Regions from separate parts of the Homo sapiens genome. Here regions 1, 2, 3 and 5 are each linked to region 4. A link is a loop called in an ENCODE intact Hi-C map of the cell type or tissue named here. Cell type or tissue: heart left ventricle. All regions are shown on one strand. Region 1 holds the start of LOC107986829 (a long non-coding RNA gene). Region 2 overlaps TSC22D4-C7ORF61 (TSC22D4-C7orf61 readthrough). Region 3 holds the start of NYAP1 (neuronal tyrosine phosphorylated phosphoinositide-3-kinase adaptor 1). Region 4 overlaps AGFG2 (ArfGAP with FG repeats 2). Region 5 overlaps GIGYF1 (GRB10 interacting GYF protein 1).

Evidence for each region. Hi-C counts contacts between places; a loop is a spot of excess contacts. Peaks named below come from ENCODE experiments on the same cell type or tissue, not always from the same donor. Only the 100,000 strongest peaks of a DNase experiment are listed, where the experiment ranks them.
Region 1: a loop joins it to region 4, with 6 times the contacts of the local background. A loop is called at or near these places in 4 of 110 quality-filtered maps.
Region 2: a loop joins it to region 4, with 6 times the contacts of the local background. A loop is called at or near these places in 103 of 110 quality-filtered maps.
Region 3: it touches region 4 in a loop (5-fold over the local background); 66 of 110 quality-filtered maps call a loop at or near these places.
Region 5: it touches region 4 in a loop (2.9-fold over the local background); 82 of 110 quality-filtered maps call a loop at or near these places.

What each region holds. Positions count from the first base shown.
Region 1 is chr7:100,507,321-100,511,320 of GRCh38, forward strand. It overlaps LOC107986829 (a long non-coding RNA gene), which reads left to right and starts at 2,444. Exons shown (of 4, transcript XR_001745301.2): 1 at 2,444-2,481; 2 at 3,662-3,816. In heart left ventricle, no CTCF peak of the experiment used is centred here; a DNase peak (open chromatin) is centred at 2,111.
Region 2 is chr7:100,467,596-100,471,595 of GRCh38, forward strand. TSC22D4-C7ORF61 (TSC22D4-C7orf61 readthrough) reads right to left here. Exons shown (of 6, transcript NM_001395846.1): 4 at 1-5. It overlaps TSC22D4 (TSC22 domain family member 4), which reads right to left. Exons shown (of 5, transcript NM_030935.5): 4 at 1-5. Among named protein-coding and RNA genes, the nearest start is that of SPACDR, 5.3 kb to the left of the region's middle. RefSeq lists silencers at 1,737-1,906, 1,947-2,096. In heart left ventricle, a CTCF peak has its summit at 1,813 (motif pointing right); a DNase peak (open chromatin) is centred at 1,846; H3K27ac peaks cover 454 bases.
Region 3 is chr7:100,481,344-100,485,343 of GRCh38, forward strand. NYAP1 (neuronal tyrosine phosphorylated phosphoinositide-3-kinase adaptor 1) reads left to right here and starts at 2,584. Exons shown (of 7, transcript NM_173564.4): 1 at 2,584-2,658; 2 at 3,885-4,000. The coding sequence starts at 3,969. RefSeq lists silencers at 1,920-2,309, 1,972-2,187, 2,360-2,629 and an enhancer at 2,879-3,405. In heart left ventricle, CTCF peaks have their summits at 2,039 (motif pointing left) and 2,239 (motif pointing right); DNase peaks (open chromatin) are centred at 1,849, 2,078 and 2,548; H3K4me3 peaks cover 1,436 bases.
Region 4 is chr7:100,557,832-100,561,831 of GRCh38, forward strand. All of the region lies in intron 6 of AGFG2 (ArfGAP with FG repeats 2), which reads left to right. Among named protein-coding and RNA genes, the nearest start is that of SAP25, 14 kb to the right of the region's middle. RefSeq lists enhancers at 1,904-1,953, 2,224-2,273. In heart left ventricle, CTCF peaks have their summits at 2,128 (motif pointing left) and 2,329; a DNase peak (open chromatin) is centred at 2,130.
Region 5 is chr7:100,682,196-100,686,195 of GRCh38, forward strand. GIGYF1 (GRB10 interacting GYF protein 1) reads right to left here. Exons shown (of 27, transcript NM_001375765.1): 11 at 3,985-4,000; 12 at 3,779-3,884; 13 at 3,149-3,286; 14 at 2,854-2,951; 15 at 2,528-2,699; 16 at 2,255-2,421; 17 at 2,042-2,142; 18 at 1,825-1,962; 19 at 1,623-1,723; 20 at 1,355-1,437; 21 at 1,109-1,249; 22 at 817-1,035; 23 at 395-582; 24 at 127-287; 1 more. Among named protein-coding and RNA genes, the nearest start is that of GIGYF1, 10 kb to the right of the region's middle. In heart left ventricle, no CTCF peak of the experiment used is centred here; DNase peaks (open chromatin) are centred at 116, 356, 1,996, 2,296 and 1 weaker place.

The sequences.
Region 1 (4,000 bases), 51 kb before region 4:
AGCTGCGGTGCAGTGACCCAATCTCAGCTCACTGCAACCTCCACCTCCCGGGTTCAAGCAATTATCCTGCCTCAGCCTCTGGAGTAGCTGGGATTACAGGCATGTGCCACTACGCCTACTTTTTGTATTTTTAGTAGAGACGGAGTTTCTCCATGTTAGCGAGGCTGGTCTCGAACTCCTGACCTCAGGTGATCCACCGCCTCGGCCTCCTAAAGTGCTGGGATTACAGGCGTGAGCCACCACGCCCAGCCACCTGTGGATTTCTTTATGTCTCTCCACCTTCTCACTTTGAGTTTATATGAGGCTGGGTTATGTCTTTCTGTGTTTTCCTGGGTCTTGGCATTTGTTTCTATCTCTTCCCCTCTCTTTCCTTCTGTCCTTTGTTTCTCCATCACACTGTCTCCTGACATCGATCTCTTCCTGTATCTTTGCTCTATAATTGCCCCATATAAATCCTAAGGATATATTTTATTGTTCATTGCACATATTAAATAGTTTGATGTGCCCTGCCCCTTAATTTAAAATGCAAAGAACAGGCTGGGTGTGGTGGCTCACGCCTGTAATCCCAGCACTTTGGGAGGGTGAATCACCTGAGGTGAAGGTAGGCGAATCACCTGAGGTTGGGAGTTCGAGACTAGCCTGACCAACATGGAGAAACCCCATCTCTACTAAAAATACAAAATTATCTGGGCGTGGTGGCACATGGCTGTAATCCCAGCTACTCGGGAAGCTGAGGCAGGAGAATTGCTTGAAGCCAGGAGGCAGAGGTTGTGGTGAGCTGAGCTCGCGCCCCTGCACTCCAGCCTGGGCAACAAGAGGGAAACTCTGTTTCAAAATAATAATAATAATAATAATAATAATAAATAAAATAAAATACAAAGAACAACATGTTCCATCGCTCCACCTAAATCTCCTATTTTATTGCTCCTTCTCTCTGACCTTTTTTTAGTTTGTTTTTATTTTGTCAAGTTATACACATACATAATTTTAAGAGTCAAATTGTACTAAAAGGTTAACAATGGTGAAAAGCAATCCCTGCTCTTTCTACTCTTGACCTGCTTCTTGGATTCAACCAACTTCTTCAGTTGTTTCTTCCAGTATATGCCTCTTGGTTTCTTTTCTGTTTTTTTTTTTTTTTTCTTTAGACAGAGTCTTGCTCTGTCACCTAGGCTGGAGTGCAGTGGCATGATCTTGGCTCACTGCAACTTCCGCCTCCTGGGTTCAAGCGATTCTCGTGCCTCAGCCTCCTGAGTAGCTGGGACTACAGGCGCGTGCCACCACACACGGCTAATTTTTGTATTTTCTGTAGAGATGGGGTTTCACCATGTTGGCCAGGCTACCCTTGAACTCCTGACCGCAGGTGATCCTCCTGCCTCGGCCTCCCAAAGTGCTGAGATTACAGGCATGAGCCCAGCTCCAGTTTCTAAATAACTTGCTTGTATAGCTATTCCTTGATTTTTCTATTTTAGATACGATCTATGATTTCTTAAAACAGGAAATGAGGATTTAACTTTTACACCCCCACACAAAACTCTTTCCCTTCCCCTATCCTCTCAATACAATTATATCATAAAATTTAGAATTAAGTATTTATAATATATATATTTTTTGAGACAGGGTCTCAGTCTCACTCTGTCTCCCAGGCTGGAGTGCAGTGGTGCAGTCATAGCTCACTTCAGCCTCCAATTCCTGGACTCAAGCCATCCTCCTGCCTCGGCCTCCAGAGTAGCTGGGACTAGAGGCATGTGCCAGTGTGGGCAGCTAATTTTTAAAATTTTTTTGTAGAGACAGGGGTCTCGTATGTTGCCCAAACTGGTCTTGAACTCCTGGTTTCAAGTGATTCTCATGCCTCAGCCTCCTAAAGTGCTGGGATTACAGGCATGAGCCACCACTCCAAGCCCCTAAGTGTCCGTTCTTTGCATTCCCTTGGCACTCCGTGTACACCTGCCACTGTTACATCAGTTGTTGTCTGCTGCATAACAAACTATCTCAGAGCGTAGTGGCTTAAAACAATTTTCATGTATTCTCTCGCAGTTCTGTGGATCAGGAATTCAGGGCATGACGGGATTGGCTTGGCTCTGCTCCACGACGTGTGGGGCCTCAGCTGGAAGACCGGAAGACTGGAGGGCTGACGTTACCTGCAGGCTTCATGGAGGCTGGAGGCTTGGTTTCCCAGATGGCTCACTCACACGGCAGGCAAGTTGGTGCTGGTTATTGGCAGCCGGCCTCAGTTCCTCCTGAGCAGCTCTATAGGTTGCGTGGATGTCCTCGTGATGCGGCAGCTGGCTTGCCCCCGGAGTGGGGGCTCTGAGAGAGAGAGAGCAAGGCAGAAGCACAATGTCTTTTATGACCTAGCCCCAGAAATCACACACTGTCATTTCCATCACATTTAGTTTATTAAAAGCAAGTCCCAGCCAGGTGTGGTGGCTCATGCCTGTAATCCCAGCACTTTGGGAGGCCGAGGCAGGCGGATCACTTGAGGTTAGCAGTTTGAGACCAGCCTGACCAACATAGAAAAACCCCATCTCTACTAAAAATACAAAATTAGCCAGGCAACAGGGTGTGGTGGCTCACACCTGTAATCCCAACACTTTGGGAGGCCAAGGCAGGTGGATCACAAGGTCAGGAGTTCAAGACCAGCCTGGCCAAGATGGTGAAAACCTGTCTGTATTAAAAATACAAAAATTAGCCGGGTATGGTGGTGGGTGCCTGTAATCCCAGCTACTCTGGAGGCTGAGGCAGGAGAATCGCTAGAACCCGGGAGGCAGAGGTTGCAGTGAGCCGAGATCACTCTACTGCCCTCTGGCCTGGGCAACAGAGTGAGACTCCATCTCAAAAAAAAAAATTAGCCAGGCGTAGTGGCGCATGCCTGTAATCCCAGCTACTCTAGAGGCTAAGGCAGGAGAATCACTTGAACCCAGGAGGTGGAGGTTGCAGTGAGCCAAGATCACGCCACTGCACTCCAGCCTGGGCAACAGAGCGAGACTCTGTCTCCAAAAAAAAAAAAAAATTATTTTCACTTTTTCTGGCCAGGAACCTTGCTAGATGCGATAGGTCCAGAAATTAAAAACTGTCCTGCTCTTGAGAAAACAGCAGGTTAGGCCACGTGTGGTGGCTCATGCCTGAAATTCTAGTGCTTTCGGAGGCCGAGGTGGGAAGATTGCTTGAGGCAAGGAGTTCGAGATCAGCCTGGGTAACAGAGTGAGACTTTGTGTCTACCAAAAGTAAAAAAAATTAGCCAGGCATGGTGATGCAAACTTGTAGTCTCAGCTATTTGGGAGGCTGAGATGGGAGGATCACTTGAACCCAGGAGTTGGAGGCTGCAGTGAACTACGATCACACCACTGCACTCCAGGCTGGGTGACAGAATAAGACCCAGTCTCTAAAAACAAAACAAAACAAAAAAAAAAAAAAAAGAAAGAGAAGAAAGAAAAGAAATGAGTGTAGAAAGGGATCCTTTAAGATGAAATCGATGCCTCCTCATGGAGTTCTAAGCCCTCAGAAGTGGAAGTCAACTGGAGTGTGCAATTTTCTATCTTTCAACTAACCCAACAGTTTCTACCTCACCCTCCTGCCTTCCTAGGACTCTGTGCACACACCCACCAGAGTGTTATCACATTGCAAGACAGAACCCAATTGTCTCCTTTATCTCCTCTACCAGACTTTGTGCTCCATCAGTTGAAGAGTAGGATGAAGAAAAAAAAAAAAGGTTACATGAAGATGATGGAATTATAATCAGGCCTTGAAGAACGGAGACAATTCCAGCCATTGTTGTAGATGTGGAGGCTGAAGGACATTCCAATTTGAAGGAACAGAGTAAGTAAAGGAGGGTGGGGCCAGATCAAAGAAGACATGCAGGCCAGGCGCAGTGGCTCCTGTCTGTAATCCCAGCACTTTGGGAGGCCAAGGCAGGCGGGCGGATCACTTGAGGTTAGCAGTTTGAGACCAGCCTGGGCAACATGGAGAAACCCTGTCTCTACTAAAAATACAAAAATTAGCC
Region 2 (4,000 bases), 90 kb before region 4:
AGCCACTGGAGAGACACAGGAAGGTGAGGGGAGGAGAGGAGAAGCCTTCCCAGGTGCTGGTTTCTTGGACCACAGCCTCCCGCCCACACCCCCCTGTACCTGTGACAGTAGAGAATGAGGGAGAGGAGGGTTTTGTCCATCCCCCTGCGGGTTGAAGGCCGCTGCCCAGGGCCTCCCAGGCCCCGGTGGGGCGGGGGCCCAGATGTCCCTCGGATGGGGGATGCACCCCGGGGAGAGCAAGGGGAAGAGGCACAGCCCCTTTTTCGGGGCAGCCCCGGAGCCATCCCCACCACTCGGGTCTCATAAGACGACACCAGGGACTTGACAGAGACCCCTGGCTGGGCCATGCCCAAGGGGAAAGGGTCCTTAGACACCCCCCCAATGGAGAGGGATGCAGTGAAGGGAATGCCTGGGGGGCTCAGAGCCCCCCGGGCAGAGCAGGGTCTGGCTGGTGCCAGGCAGGCAGAGAGGAGACAGTGCCTCGGGGGTGCTGGCCTGAAAGATATACACCACCCCCCCAAGGGCAAGGCCTGGCTGCTATTGGCTCCTTGGGGACACGGGGACCCCCCCTCCTTTCAGCTCCTCGGTGGGCGGGAATTCCCAGACACGGTCAGTGCCAGTGTCCCCTTCTCACCCTGGCACCAATCCCAGAGTGGAGGGGAGGGGGCCGGCCGAGGAAGTCAGCTGGTGGCTGGGCCAGGGGAGGGGCGTGGGGCAGAAGCCTGGGTCTGAGCGGGGAGTGAAGGGTGTGAAGGGAGAGGAAGGGGCTGGCCTTCGGAGGCCCCTCGCCACCTCCGACCCCATTCTGTCCCCTCCGTCACTCAAGGCCTTGGGAAAGAGGGTGGAGGTGGCTGGGGTAGGGGGCGTTCTGACGTGCTCGTGGTCTTCCATAGATCATGAGCGCTCTCCCACCAAAAAACCCCACAAGGCTCACATCATGGGTGACCCCTGGGATCTGGCCAGAGGGTCCCTGAGTCTCCAGAGAAGACCAAAAATGGGAAAGGTTACCATGGCAACAGAAACTGAGCCCAAAGCCCTAGAAGATGAATACAGCGTAAAGGCCAGGCGTGGTGGCTCACACCTGTAATCCCAGCACTTTGGGAGGCCAAGGTGGGTGTATCACTTGAGGTCAGGAGTTTGAGACCAGCCTGGCCAACATGGAGAAACCCCATCTCTACTGAAAATACAAAAATTAGCCAGGCGTGGTGGAGGGTGCCAGCAATTCCAGCTACTCAGGAGGCTGAGGCAGGAGAATCGCTTGAACCCAGGAGGTGGAGGTTGCAGTGAGCCGAGATCGTGCTACTGCACTCCAGCCTGGACGACAGAGTGAGATCTTGTCTCAAAAAAAAGCCAGGTGTGGTGGCTCACGCTTGTAATCCCAGCACTTTGGGAGGCTGAGGCGAGTGGATCACCTGAGGTCAGAAGTTTGAGACCAGCCTGGCCAACATGGTGAAACCCTGGCTCTACTAAAAGTACAAAAAATTAGCTGGGCATGGTGGGGGGTGCCTGTAATCCTAGCTACTCTGGAGGCTGAGGCAGGAGAATCGCTTGAACCTGGGAGGCGGAGGTTGCAGTGAGCCGAGATCGTGCCACTGAATTCCAGCCTGGACAACAAGAGCAAAACTCTGTCTTAAAAAAAAAAAAAAAAAAATCGCCTATGGGCCTGGGACCTGGGTCTGGGGTCTCAGAGGAAGCGAGGGTTTGAGGAGAGGAAGGGAAGTGAGCTTGGAGAAGGGACACTGGGAAGAGGAGCAACAGGGCTTGGAAGAGGGCTGGGAGTCTGGGGTGACAGGGTCTGGCTGCAGTCTGGGAAGTGGCCACCAGAGGGCGACTCAGGCCTGGCTCAACAGCCCCCAGGGCCGGGCTCCAGGCTGGCTCCACGACGTTGGGCTCCTGGTCCCAGAACCTGGCTCTCCCTCAAGCCCCACTCTCAGGCCCCACCTGCGCAGGCCCTTGTGCTGACCTCATCCTCCAAGGCTCCCTCTCCCACCCCTCAGGCCCCAGGCTCTTGCCCTGAGGCTCCCGACCCACCCTTGCACCCCTGCACTCTGGCGCTGTGGCGGGATCCCCAGTCCTGCCCTCCAGCCCCCAGCTGGGCCCCCCTTGGAGCAGGGGCCTCAAGGCGCTGCAGCCCACATCCCTGGACTCCCTTGTAAGCCCTCCCTCCTGGCTGTCAGCTCAGACTTGCTTTCCTGCAGGGGGATCAGCACTCAATTCAAGGTGACCCCTGGATAAGGTCCTGCAGCCAGGAAGGGAGCACAAGGGAGCTGGGAATTTTCCATTTCTCATCCCAGCTCTGGGTGCAGAAGGCGCTGACAGGTGGAGCAACTAAGGAGGTGACTAGGCCTGAGCGAGCAGGATGGGGTGGGTGGGGGAAGGGCATCTGGGACTCTTGGGGTGGTGGGAGAGGAGAAGTTGAAGGGTGGAGGTGGGTCTGCCAGCAGGAGGGTCAAAGTAATTTTCGAGCTATTTCAATCAGCAACACCTGGGTGGAGATGGAGCCACCACAGAAAGCCCAATACTGCCACCACCCCATTAAACACTCACAGAGACCAAAGGGGTTGGATACACAGGGATAGGAACATGGGCCCTGCTGGGCAGAGACTCAGGGGTAAAGATGTCAAGTAAGGTGTTCATTCTCACCAGAGATAAAGGAATAATACAGCAATAAACGTTTGTTAGCCGACAGGTGACTGTCTTCTGTTTGTCTAGCGCCTGGGAGTTTTTGCTCTTGTTGCCCAGGCTGGAGTGCAATGGCGGGATTTTCCCTCATTGGAACCTCCACCTCTGGGTTCAAGTGATTCTCCTGCCTCAGCCTCCAGAGTAGCTGAGATTACAGGCATGAGCCACCATGCCCAGCTAATTTTTGTATTTTTGCCGGGGAGCCTCCGGCAAAATGGGGTTTCACCATGTTGGCCAGGCTGGTCTTGAACTCCTGACCTCATGATCCACCCACCTCAGCCTCCCATCTCAGTCCTGGGATTACAGGTGTGAGTCACTGTGCCAGGCCTCTATTGGAACATTCTAACACACACTTCAAGGGACCAGGGCTCTGGCAATGCAGGCCCTTCCCTTTAGGACCCCAAAGCGAGGGGTTGTGGGCACTGTGCTAGAATTCTTTGACAGGGTCCGGGGGAGGAAAGTAGGGGCTGCTGAGACAGGATCGACCTCCACCACAAGCCCAAAAGCAAGTTTGTATGGATTAGAAAATGCCCCCTTCTTCGAGATCCTTAATGCCATCTTCTGGAAAACTGTCGTGACTTCAAGCATTGACTGTGATTTCAAATATGAGCGGCACCCCCTGGAGTTAGTTGTGCAGTGTGTGACATGCACAGTGGGAGACTTAGCCCTGCAGGACTCTTGGTCCTGGGGCGGGGACAGCCCTAGAAGCTGGTCTTCCTCTTTGAGGGTCAAATAAAACGGCCTCAACATGAAGATGAGATAAAAAGCAGGACACCTGGGAGAAATGGGGAGCCTGGGATCTTGGGGACAGGGGCCAGCCCTGCACACTCTCCAGTGGGTTCAGGGGATCCCCCAGGGCCTAGGTCTGGGGCCAAGAAAGTGTCATCCAGCTGCCCTGTCTCTATGCTGTCCCGGATCTGTGGTGTCTTTGGGGCGGGGCTGGGGAGGTCGGGGAGGGGGAAGGGGGGCTGGCTCCCTGCCCTGCTTGGGAGAGCTGTACCTGACTGTCCTAGAGAGAAAGGATATTGTAGACCATTGCCGCCACCTCTTTGCCTGGGACACAGGCATCCCAGTAGGACAGTGGAGAAGGTGTGGCTTTGGAGTTGGACCCAGGCTCCAGCTGCAGTCCAGCCACTTAAACTAGCTGGGTGGCCCTTGGGCAAGTTTCTAAAACCCTCCTGGCCGGGTGAGGTGGCTCATGCTTGTAATCCCAGCACTTTGGGAGGTCGAGGTGGGTGGATCACCTGAGGTCAGGAGTTTGAGATCAGCCTGGCCAACATGGTGAAACCCCGTTTCTACTAAAAATACAAAAATTAGC
Region 3 (4,000 bases), 76 kb before region 4:
CCGCCCGCCTCGGCCTCCCAAAGTGCTGGGATTACAGGCATAAGCCACCACGCCCGGCCTCTAACCCCTCTTTAGGGGTACGTAAAAATAAAACAATGCAATACCTACCCTCTTTATGTATTTATTCTTTATCTCTTTGTTAGAAGCATCCACACTTCTGTTTCTCTCCCTTAAGCCATAGTAACAACGGCTGCCATAGCCCAAGTCTGTGGGCCTCCCAAGTAGTGAAGTCTGGGAAGCAGCCTCCCACCTGCTCCCTACCCCTCTAGACTGCATCCCTCTGTCCCTTACAGAACCTTTTCTCCTCTAGCAACATTCAGAACACAGCCTTGGTCCCTCCTTCCCCAGACCCTCCTTCCTTCTTGCTGACTTGCTACAAACTATTCAAAAATTATCTTTGGGCAGTCTCTTTCTCTGCCTCAGGCACTGGTATCTGAGTCTAGAGGCCCTGGCACATTGTTGATCTCTGCAGAAATGTTTGTTGAGTAAATACATACAAATTTTTATATTTTAATTTGAGATGAAGTCTTGCTCTGTCACCCAAGCTGAAGTGCAGTGGCGTGATCTCAGCTCACTGAACCTCCGCCTCCCAGGTTGTGATTCTCCTGCCTCAGCCTCCCGAGTAGCCAGGATTGTAGGCACCCGCCACGACGCCTGGCTAATTTTTGTAGTTTTAGTAGAGATGGGCGTCTCATCATGTTGGCCAGGCTGGTCTCGAACTCCTGACCTCAAGTGATCTGCATGCCTCAGACTCCCAAAGTGCTGGGATTACAGACGTGAGCCACTGCTCCCGGCCTATACATATAAACTAATCATACTAAAGGTATAAATGTGAAATGGGTTTTAAGTGTTTTAATATTTCCCTCCCCTGGGAGCATTCTTAATAGCCTATAATATGTGGGACCTTTTACAATTTACAAGGCACTTTGGTATTATTTTACTACCCCTCCCCTTCCAAAGAATGGACTAAAGCCAGCTTGTCCAACCGCACGGGCAGCTTGTGGCCCAAGACAAATTGGTAAATTTTCTTAAAACGCCTAAGTTTTGGTTTTTGTTTTTGTTTTCGTTTTTTTTTTTTTTTTCTCTGAGACAAAGTCTCTCTCTCTCACCCAGGCTGGAGTGCAGTGGCCCGATCTGGGCTCACGTCAACCTCTGCCTTCCAGGTCAAGCGATTCTCCTGCCTTGGCCTCCCGAGTAGCTGGGATTACAGGCGCAGGCCACCATGCCCAGCTTATTTTTTCTATCTTTAGTAGACACGGGGTTTTGCCACGTTGGCCAGGCTGGTCTCAAACTTCTGATGTCAGGTGATCCACCAGCCTCGGCCTCACAAAGTGCTGGGATTTACAGGCGTGAGCCACCGCGCCCCGCCAGTGTTAAGAGTATTTTATGTGTGGCCCAAGACAAATTCTTCTTCCAATGTGGCCCAGGGAAGTTAAAAGAGTGGACATCCCCGGACTAAAGCGTCTCTCAGAGAGGTTGCACGATCTGCCTAAAGCCACACAGCAAGACTGCAAAGACGCTGCCATGGAAAGTAGCATTCGCAGGCTCCAGGGATCAGGCCGTGCCTATCTTTGCCGTGCCCATTTTCCAGCCCGTGGAAGGTACAACCGAGGTCTTCTCGAGCTGATTTACCCCCGCTGCAGAGCTGTGAGCCCAAGGGATTTCAGAGGGAGTTATTTCTAGGGGAGATAATGAGAAAAGAAAAGATAAATGAGAAAAGGGGAGGTCGAGGTCACGTCCCGTAGCGGCCCCCCGACAGTGCCAGGGTGGTAGCCGCGGTGGCCACACTCAGGTCGACCCTGGTCGTTGCGAGCGGCGCCGGGGGAGTCAAAGGTCACGAGAGGAGGACTCGGGCCACGGGGGCGGATAGCTTTGAGCCCAGACGGTGGAACGAGATCCGGGCACCCCCGGGAGGCTGCAGGGGGAGGCAGCCGATTCCCCCGCGAGCCAACTCAGGTGCTCTCCTGGCACCTGGGGGCGGTGGGGAAAGGGGGCGCGGCCGCCGGAGCACGCCCCCTGCTGGGCTGAGCCGCCGCCCGTCCCGTTCCCCACCCTCGGAGCCCCTCGGCCCGGAAAGCGGCACCCCCTGGCGGCCCCAGCGCCTCACTGCACCCCGGGCCCCGCAGCCGCAGCCTCGGCCCCGGACCGACGCTGGGTGCGGACCCGGGGCGCGCCGGGCGTACGGGTTGCACGGGGTGCACGGGGTACACGGTGCGGGGGCGTGGGCCCCAGGCTGCCGCTGGGGGGCGCCGCCGCACGCCGCTCCGCCGGGGCCGGGGAGACCGAACTCAGCACCGACCGGCCGGGCAGGGGGCGAGGGGCGGCGAGGAGCGGACGCCCAAAGACCGCGACGGGCTGGCGCCGGGCCCCCAGCGCCCCACGACCTTCCTCCGAATCTGCCCCCGCAGGCTCCGCGGCTCCCCCGCCCCGCGCCCCAGCCCCACGGCCCCGCGCCGCACGGCCGCTCCCGTTCCGTCCTTGGAGGGTGTGGAAGGGTGGGTTTGGGGCCGGGGGCGGGTCTGGGGGCGGACCCGGAGGCGGGGCTGTCTCTGCGGCAGGGCCCAGCTTCGCTCCCCCCGGTCTGTCTCTGTCTCTCCTCCTCCCTCCTCCTGCTCCGGGCGGAGCCCGGCATGGGGGGGCCGGCGCCCGGCAGGCCAGGTACGGTGATGGAGAACCTGGGGAGGCTTGGTGCAGGAAGGTTGGGGTGGGGGGACAAGGGACAGGGAGGATTGGCGGAGCGAAAGGCGGAGAAGCCCAGGGTAGCAGGACAAGGGGAAGGGGAGGGGTGCCAGGAACCTGGGGCCCTTGGATGGAGAAGGGGGATGAAGCAGGCCAGGTTTGGAACAGGGGAAGGGGGAGGACGGCTGTAAGGAGGGGCGCCTGGGAGGAGAAGTGAGGCTGAAGGCGAAAAGAAGAGTGTGGGTTTGGGGGAAGGAAAACCGGAGCAGGTATGGAGGCCGCAGCCCAGAAGGTAGCAGTGGGGCCAGACTGGAGCCCCCCGGGTGGGATTGAGGGGCGGGGACTGGAAGAGGAAAACCAGGGGGCCTCCCAAATCCTGGAGGAAGAAGAAGGTGATTGGGGCCATCAGCGAGGGAGGGAGGCAGAGACTAAACCATTGCTAAAGGGCCAGGGAGCCAGAATCGGGGTGGACCAAGGCCCAGGCCCGGGGAAGGACTGGAAGTGGGGGAAGGCAGGCAGTGGAGATAGATGGATGGGTGGTATTTTAGATACCCAACTCAGGGTGTCTCCCATCCTTCCTTCAGCGTCCCCACCCTGCCCTCATGAGATCCCCCTACAGCCCAAGATAGGGGGGAGAGTCTGACCATCTCCCCTTTTCCCAGTGGGGTGCAATGTACGCAAGTAGGCCCTGGGCATAACTCTGCCTGTAGGTGTGTCCAGTTCTGTGTAGCAGATTTGTGTGTGTCTGGAGGTCTGTGGGTGTGTCTGTGGGTGTTTATGTCTGTGTGCCTGTCTATCCCTAGGTTTCTGTTTACCTATGCCAATCTCTGCGTCTGGTCCTCTGTCTGTAGATGTGGGTCGGTGGCTCCGTGGTTTGTGTGTCTGAATGTGTACTTGTGTAGCTGAGGGGTTGCAGTCCGTTTGTGGGGCCTGTATGGGTGGTGGATCGGGATGTCTTTACACAAGAAGGGAATCTGTGTTGACCTGGTCTCTCCAGAGTGTGTATTTGGGGCTCTGAACACCTTTGTCGGGGTCTGTGTCTGTCTGTCTGTGGGTCCTCGAAGCTGTGTTGGGTTTTCTGTCTGTGTTTTCCTCTCTGAGGACCCGAGTCATGTCTCTTCTCCGTTTTCTCTCTTTCATTCATCCCTGGCCCCCACCCATCCCACCTTTCTTTTTTTTCCGTTCTCACCCACCCCGCCCGCCAGTGGATCCGGGACCCAGGGAGGGCCGCCCCCCGGGCCTGGTGGCACTGAGCAGGGCCCCCCAGCCCCCACCTCCTGCCCCACGAGATGAACCTCCTCTACCGAAAAACCAAGCTGGA
Region 4 (4,000 bases):
AGTATCCATAAAGTATTTTTAAAATTCCTGTGAATATGAAAATATAATAATGGACAAGACATATAAGCAGGTAACACCCAGAAAAAAAAATATGAAAATAGGCCAGGCGCGGTGGCTCATGCCTATAATCCCAGCAGTTTGGGAAGCTGAGGCAGGTGGATCACCTGAGGTCAGGAGTTCAAGACCAGCCTTGCCGATATGGTGAAACCCTGTCTCTGCTAAAAATACAAATATTAGCCGGGCATGGTGGCAGGCGCCTGTAATAGCAGCTACTTGGGAGGCTGAGGCAGGAGAATCACTTGAACCCGGGAGGCGGAGGTTGCAGTGAGCAGACATCGTGCTGTTGCGCTCCAGCCTGGGCGACAAGAGCGAGACTTTGTCTCGAAAAACAAAAAAACAAAAGAAAATATCCTCAACCTAATTAATCAGAGAAATGCAAACTAGGATAAGATAGTTTTGCACATCATGTTGGCAAAATTTTTAGATTGATAATGGCCAGTATTATGTGGGGGAAAATGACCTTCTTGTGCGCTGTTGGCAGGAATTGTACATTGGTGCAGGAATATTCGATTTAGTAAGAAAGGTGTGCTCCTAGGAATGGGAGCACTCGAGGAAACAGCCTATATAAAGTTGTTATAGATGCGTCCCTTCTGAAATGCCTTCCCAGTACAATTGATTGCTCTAAAGACAGAGTTTTTTTTGTTTTTGTTTTTGTTTTTTTTTTTTTTTAGACGGAGTCTCACTCTGTCACCCAGGCTGGGGTGTAGTGGCACAATCTCGGCTCACTGCAAACTCCGCCTCTCGGGTTCACGCTATTCTCCTGCCTCAGCCTCCTGAGTAGCTGGGGCCACAGGCACCCGCCACCACACCTGGCTAATTTTTTGTATTTTTAGTAGAGACAGGGTTTCACCGTAAAGACAGTTTTTGGGGCAGACTCAGAGAGAAGGAAGGGCTCAGCTCCACGGATGTCCCAAGCATTAAACCTTTTGTCCACTATCTGGCTGTCTCAAAAAGCAGTCAGTCACTGGGCGCAGTGGCTCATACCTGTAATCCCGGCACTTTGGGAGGCTGAGTGGGGTGCATCATTTGAGGTCAGAAGTTTGAAACCAGCCTGGCCTACATGGTGAAACCCCTCTCTACCAAAATACAAAAATTAGCCAGGCATGGTGGTGCGTGACTGTAGTCCCAGCTACTGGGGAGGCTGAGGCAGGAAGATTGCTTGAACCCGGGAGGCTGAGGTAGCAGTGAGCTGAGATTGCGCCACTGCACTCTGGGTGACAGAGCAAGACTCTGTCTCAAACAAAACAAAAACAGTCAATCTACAGCCAAACCCAGAGCCAAGGAACATTTCCGAGGATCCTGCCATTGTTGGGTGCCTTCATGCATTATGTCCATGAGGAAGGAAAGAGCTTCCCTTTGCAGGAAACTGGCTCAACTTGGCCCAGATCTAATGCTGATAATTGGCAGAACCGCTTCCCACTACACCATGATCATGCAGGTGTTCCCGTGAGTGTGACTTAGCTGTTGGGTGTGAACTGAGAGAGGAGATTTTGAGAGGTGGGTGTCTCTTCTGACAAACCTGCTTTTATTTTTATATTTCTGAGGGGGAGTATGGAGAGAGGGGTTTTCAAAACTGCTTCTCTCCCTCAAACTGTGATAAGGCAGGGTAGAAATCTAGCTGCGTGGTATAAGAAGCGCATGAAGGCCGGGTGTGGTGGCTCATGCCTGTAATCCCATCACTTGGGGAGGCTGAGGTGGGCAGATCACCTGAGCTCAGGAGTTTGAGACCAGCCTGGGCAACATGGCAAAACTTCATTTCTACCAAAAATACAAATAATTAGCTGGCCATAGTGGTGCGTGCCTGTAGTCCCAGCTACTCAGGAGGCTAAGGTGGGAGAATCAGCTGAGCCCTGAAGGTCGAGGCTGCAGTGAGCTGAGATCATGCCACTGCACTCCAGCCTGGGCAATTGGAATGAGACCCTGTCTCAAAAAAAAAAAAAAAAAGTGCATGAAATGAAAAGCAAACAGGAGTGCAGGTGTTTCTTGGGCCACCGCCTCCTTTGTGAGAATGCACCCTCTGTGCAAAGGGCCAACCCTGCCTGGGCTAGGGATGGTTCTGCCCCCTAGTGTCCACAGGGAGGCACAGCATGGCCTGCAGCCTCTCTCCCAGCCTGGTCCTCACTGGGTGAAGCTCCTGGAACATGCAGGACCACAGCAGCACAAAGAGTCAGCCATCCGAGGAAAGGGAGCCGTGCTTGCGTGGAAATTCCACATACTGTACTTGGAGGCAGGCAGGCAGGGAAAGGCCTCGGCTGGGAGAGTCAGTAGAGGATCCAACACCATGCTGCTGGCTTTTTTTTTTTTTTGGAAACAGTCTTGCCCTGTCGCCCAGGCTGGAGTGCAGTGGCTCAATCTTGGCTCACTGCAATCTTCCTCTTCCAGGTTCAAGTGATTCTGGTGCCTCAGCCTCCCGTGTAGTTGGGATTACAGGTATGCACCACCACGCCCAGCTTATTTTTGTGCTTTTAGTAGAGACAGGGTTTTGCCATGTTGGCCAGGCTTGTCTTAAACTCCTGACCTCAAGCGATCTGCTTGCCTCAGCCTCCCAAAGTGCTGGGATTACAGGTGTGAGCCACTGGGCCTGGCCCCACCCAGGTGGCTTTCTAGCCTGTCTTGCATCCTGTGGATTAGAAAGGATTGATGACCAAGTAAGCACAGTGGCATTGTAGCCTTGCCCAGGAGGAAGCTGGCAGCCAGCACTCATTCATCTAGAAAGCCCAGGCATTTAGGAAGGAGGTGGCAAAGGAGAGCACTGTCTTACAAGTGCCGACACTCAGTGAGAGGGAGCGGGGCTTCAGGACCTGGCAGCAGGTAGGCACTGGGCACTTCGTCTTCCCTACTAGATTCTCAGCTTCACCCATTTAGGGCCCGGGTCGCTGTTATTTATGCATAGTGCCTGGCATGTGGAAGATCTCCCTTTTTTTTTTTTTTTTTTTTTGAGACGGAGTCTCACTCTGTCGCCCAGGCTGGAGTGCAGTGATATGATCTCGGCTCACTGCAAACTCCACCTCCCGGGTTCACGCCATTCTCCTGCCTCAGCCTCCTGAGTAGTTGGAACTACAGGCACCCGCCACCATGCCTGGCTAATTTTTTTTTTTTTTGTATTTTTAGTAGAGACGGGGTTTCACCGTGTCAGCCAGGTTGGTCTTGATCTCCTGACCTCGTGATCCGCCCTCCTCGGCCTCCCAAAGTGCTAGGATTACAGGCATGAGCCACCACACCTGGCCAGATCTCCCTTTTTTTTTTTTTTTTGAGACGGAGTTTCGCTCTTATTGCCCAGGCTGGAGTGCAATGGTGTGATCCTAGCTCACTGCAACCTCCACTTCCCGGGTTCAAGTGATTCTCCTGCTTCAGCCTCCGAAGTAGCTGGGATTACAAGCACCTGCCACCATGCCTGGCTAATTTTTGTATTTTTAGTAGAGACAGGGTTTCACCATGTTGGCAAGGGTGGTCTCGAACTCCTGACCTCAAGTAATCTGCTCGCCTTGGCCTCTGAAAGTATTGGGATTACAGGCATGAACTGCCGCGTCCTGTCAATAAAGCCTCTTTCCATCTGGACCCTCCTTTTACATTCACAGCAGCCCAGTGTGGTCGATAGGGTCCCAAGATAGAGACGAGACTTTGATGTGCAGACAGGAGGCTTTCTTAAAATGACAGGGACTCAGCCTCTTCCCCTGAGACAAGATTGCTTGGAATTTCCAGGACTCTTGGCCCTCAGCTGTTTTGTAAGATTTCCATGTGGGCCTTGCCCTCTGTGCTTTTTCTTTTTGGCTCTGAAGAAGAGGCAGGGCAGGAGAACCCCGCAGCGGGGCTGGCCCCATGAACAGTGCCTCCAGGCTCAGGGCACTGGGGCGGCCTCCCGAGAAGCAGCGGCTAAATGGGGAAGGGACAGTGCTGATAGCTGGAGGCTGCACAGGCCAGGAGCCTCCTGAGTGTGATG
Region 5 (4,000 bases), 120 kb after region 4:
GGGGATTCCACCTCCTTGAGGATCGCTACAGCCATGGGCACTGCAGGATGAGCGAAGGCTGTCAGGGCCCCCTGGCCGGGTCTGGAGACCCAGGTCCCGCCCACCTCCTGGGAGCCGCTCGCCCACCGTCCAGGCTGCCCGTGGCGCTCAGCGTGTGCAGCATCTGCTCGCACCACTGGGTGAAGCCGTCCTGGGGCCTGGGAATGCCCTGCAGCAGCTTCAGCAGCTTCTCTTCTTCCTCCGTCTTTTTGCGAATGGGCCGACCCGATAGGTGGCTGTATGAGTCACTGAAGGGGGAGGGTGAGTCAGGGTTGGAAATCAGCTGGCAGGGGTTGGGGGGGTCTGCCACCTTCCCCCTCAGGGCCATCCCGGAGCCTCCAGGTGCCACGCCCACCTGAGAGATGGGCTGCTCCGGCTGTTCTTCAGGCCGAGGCCACGGACCAGGCTCCCGCCGCTCTTGGGGGTGTCCTCCCAGAGCCCCAGGCCGCTGCTGCCGCCCCCACTCTTGTCTGGCCCGCCCCACAGTGGCCCAGCCTCAGACACCCACTGGTTCAGGGGGGCAGTGCCCAGGCCCCCAAGCTGCTACAGATGGCAGAAGATCAGAGTGGCTCAAACAAAGGCACCCCAGAAAAGCGGATGGGGAGGCTTGTTTAGGTGGCAAAGGGAGACAGGTGAGGTGAGGGCCACAAGAGCTGTTGCCATCACAGGAGAGGCTGGGACTGGGGCTGGGGCTGCACAAGTCTGGGTTCAGTATCCCCCTCCCTGTGCCACCCTGGAAACTGTAGGGGGAGCCCGGGAGGTTCCCGGCCTGCTCACCACTCGGTGGTTGGGGGCCTGGGCCCGAGCTGGCTCCCGAGGTGGGGGCTGTTTGTGCAGCTGCCGCTCGCCCTCCAGCTGCAACTCCAGGAGCGTCTTCATGGACAGCCCCTGCTTGGCCAGGCCAGCCCAGAGTGGGGGCGGGGAGCTGGGTGCGGGGGGCACAGGGACCGCCTGCTGCTGCTGTAGCAACTTCAGCAATAGCTCCTGCTGCCGCACCTAAGAGGGGGACATGGTGAGGGGACCTGGCGAGGGTTGTCCACCCAGCCAGCTGAGGCTTGGGAGCACCCACGTGCTTGCGCCGAAACAGCTCTTCCTCCTCCTGCCGCCGCTTCTGCTCCTCCTGCTGCTGCTGGCGGCGCTTCTCCTCTCGACGCTTGCGTTCCTCTTCCTCCCGCTTCGCCCTGAGCTCCACTTCTCTGCGCTCCTGGAACTGAGACCAGTGGCCCATCAGAGGGGAGAGCTGCAGGGGACAGCCTGGGGCCTGCCTCGGTCCACCCTTCATTCCCAGGGCCTCAGCCCCAGGATGCCCACTCACTTTATGTTGCAGCTGGAGTTGTTCTAGAATTGGACCCTGAGTCGAAGAGTTAATTGGTATGTCCCAAAGACTGGCCTCACCACCTGCAGGGGGCAGGGGGGCAGAGGCGGCTGCAGGTGGGCACTTGGGCCCACTGATCTAGTCCAGCCGCAGCAGTGGGCTCCCCAGCCAGAATGGCAGCTAGGGGCGTGTGGGGGTGGGGAGCAGACCCCAGACCCCATTTCACCCGGAGACTGCCTTGGGGGTGGGGACCAGTCAGGCCACACACCTGACTGTGATGAGGCTGAGGTATGTACGTCCCAGAGGCGGCCCGAATCTGGCACCGACAAGGACCGGCTCATCGTCGGGAGCAGGTTCTGGTCCCCGCCTCTGAGGAGCAAATTGTGGATTCTTAGGACCCCAAATCCATCTCTGGTCTGCCCCCATCCCCCCCCCACCCTGTATCCTGAGGGCTCGCACGCACCACGCACCTGGGGGGTTTGAGCGCCTGGAGCTGCTGCAGGAATGCCGTGAGCTGCTGCTGCTGCTGCTGTGGCGGCGGCGGTGGTGGCGGTGTCAGGTCCCCCAGAGCTGCCTTTTCTCGGAGCGCGCACTGTGGGAGCTGGCGGCTGCAAATGGGACAGTGGAGATGGTGGGCCACAGAGCCAGCGCCGGGCCTTCTCCCAGCCCACCCCAGGCCCCCCATACCTGCTGACCAGCTGGAGAAACTGCTGGTGCTGCAGCTGCTGGTACAAGGCCGCCGCGGCCAGCTCCTGTTGCTTCTTCAGCCGCTCCTGGTCCATGTTTCCCTGCTCAGGTGAGAGCTCGGCCAGTGCCCCCAGCAGGGAGGAGGGGACTCTGCTGGACTCCTGCCGGCACCCCTCACACCCTGTCCCTCCATGCAGGGGAGAAGCGGCTCACCAGCAGTGGGGGAGGTGAGGGCCCTGGGGCAAAGGGCACGCGGCCCCACATCTTGATCACCTCGCCCAGCGGCTGGAAGCCCTCATCGCAGCCCCGCTTCACCAGCAGTGACATGGAAAAGTAGCCGGCCTGGAACCACTCTGCCATCTCCTGTGTCGTGAAGGGGCCTGGACAGGGAGCGAGGGAGCGGGAGAACCACTGGGGTCACAGGGTATGCCAGAGACACCCTGAACCAGAACGGCCTTGAGCAGCCCTCCCATCCCACACAGGTACCTTGGATCTCGCCCTGTGGGTCCTTGTAGAACCACTTCCGGGCAGCCCCATGGCTGAGCGGGAGGGCAGTGGCGGCTGCAGAGTGGCGCAGGCCCTGGGTCTGCATGGCAGCCGTGAACTGCTCCTCCTCCAAGGAGCTGTCCTGCAGGGAGGCCACCAGCTTCTCCGCCTCCTGGATGCCCAGAAAAAGAAGAAAGGCTCAGCTGCCAATCTCAGCAACATCAGGATGGGGATGGGGATGGAGCTTGAGCTGGGGCCGGGGCTGGGGCCAAGCAGGTCAGGTCAGAAGTGGGAAGGGTCCCTCCCGCTTTCTCAGGCCCCCACACCTGCTGCAGGTGCTTCAAGCCTTCATCATCCTCCAGATCTCCGGGTGGGCCAGCAGAGGAGCCCACCCCGGGACTCAGCTGGATCCCCCGAATATCATCTGGAAGGCATGAGATAGGAGGTGGAAAGAAGGGCGGGGAGGAGACAAGATAGCTTTCGCCTACTCTCACTCCAGAACACCACGCTCTTGCCATGGCTCCTCAATGTGAATGCCCTGTGTGCCCACCCCCACGAGTGGGGAGCACTTTCTCCCACAGCCCCAGCGCACCCGGGAGGTAGGCCATCCTCCCTTCCTACCTTCGGCCGCTGGGGGCTCTTTCTCTGCAGTTTCGTCCCCATCCCCGTTTGTCCCCCAGAGTGGGCCCAGGGTGGGCAGTGGGGATGGGGAGCTGGACTTCTCCTCCTGAGGAGGCAGTGGGGTCAGCTCTTTCCCACCTAGAAGAGGGAGATGGCCAGAGTTCAGAACCAAGGGCTGGGCCTGCCACGCGAGTTAGCACAAGCCCTTGAGTGTGGCTGGAACCGCGGGTCACACTCCCTTAGGCCGAGTCCACCACTTCACTTGGGTCAACTCAACTAATGGCAGAGGGAATGCGGTGCCCTGACCCTCGCCTCCACGCTGCCAGACGCGGCAGGAACATATCACAACATCGCACAACACCACACAACACCGCAGACGTCACTCCAGGTTCTACAGCTTCTTCAAGGGACTTTCAAAGGTCATTTTGATTACGCCTGATTTCTATCTGGTACACTGCCTTGAAGACATGGCTCTGCTACCCCCTGGTTCCTCCCCACCTCTCAGCACTCTTCTTCCAGATCTAAGTAGCCTGATTCTACAGGTAGGTGGGCAGCCAATGCCCAGCCCGGCAAAGAACACCAGTGCCTGCCCGGCCCAGCCCCAGGCCCGCTGGGCACCCCGCGGCTCACCTGCCTCAGGCCCTTCCTCCTCTAGCCCTTCGGAAGGTTCCTCCTCCTCCTCCAACCCTTGGAAGTCCAGCTCCTGCTCCTCAGGAATGGGCTCCTTGGGGCCCTTCTGCATGGGGCCGGGGTGGGGAGCAGAGAACAGCTGGGGTGGGTGGGGAGGAAGAGGACCCCGGAAGGGCAGGTTCCCACCCTCGCCTCCTCACAGATACCTTGAGAGGCAAGAAG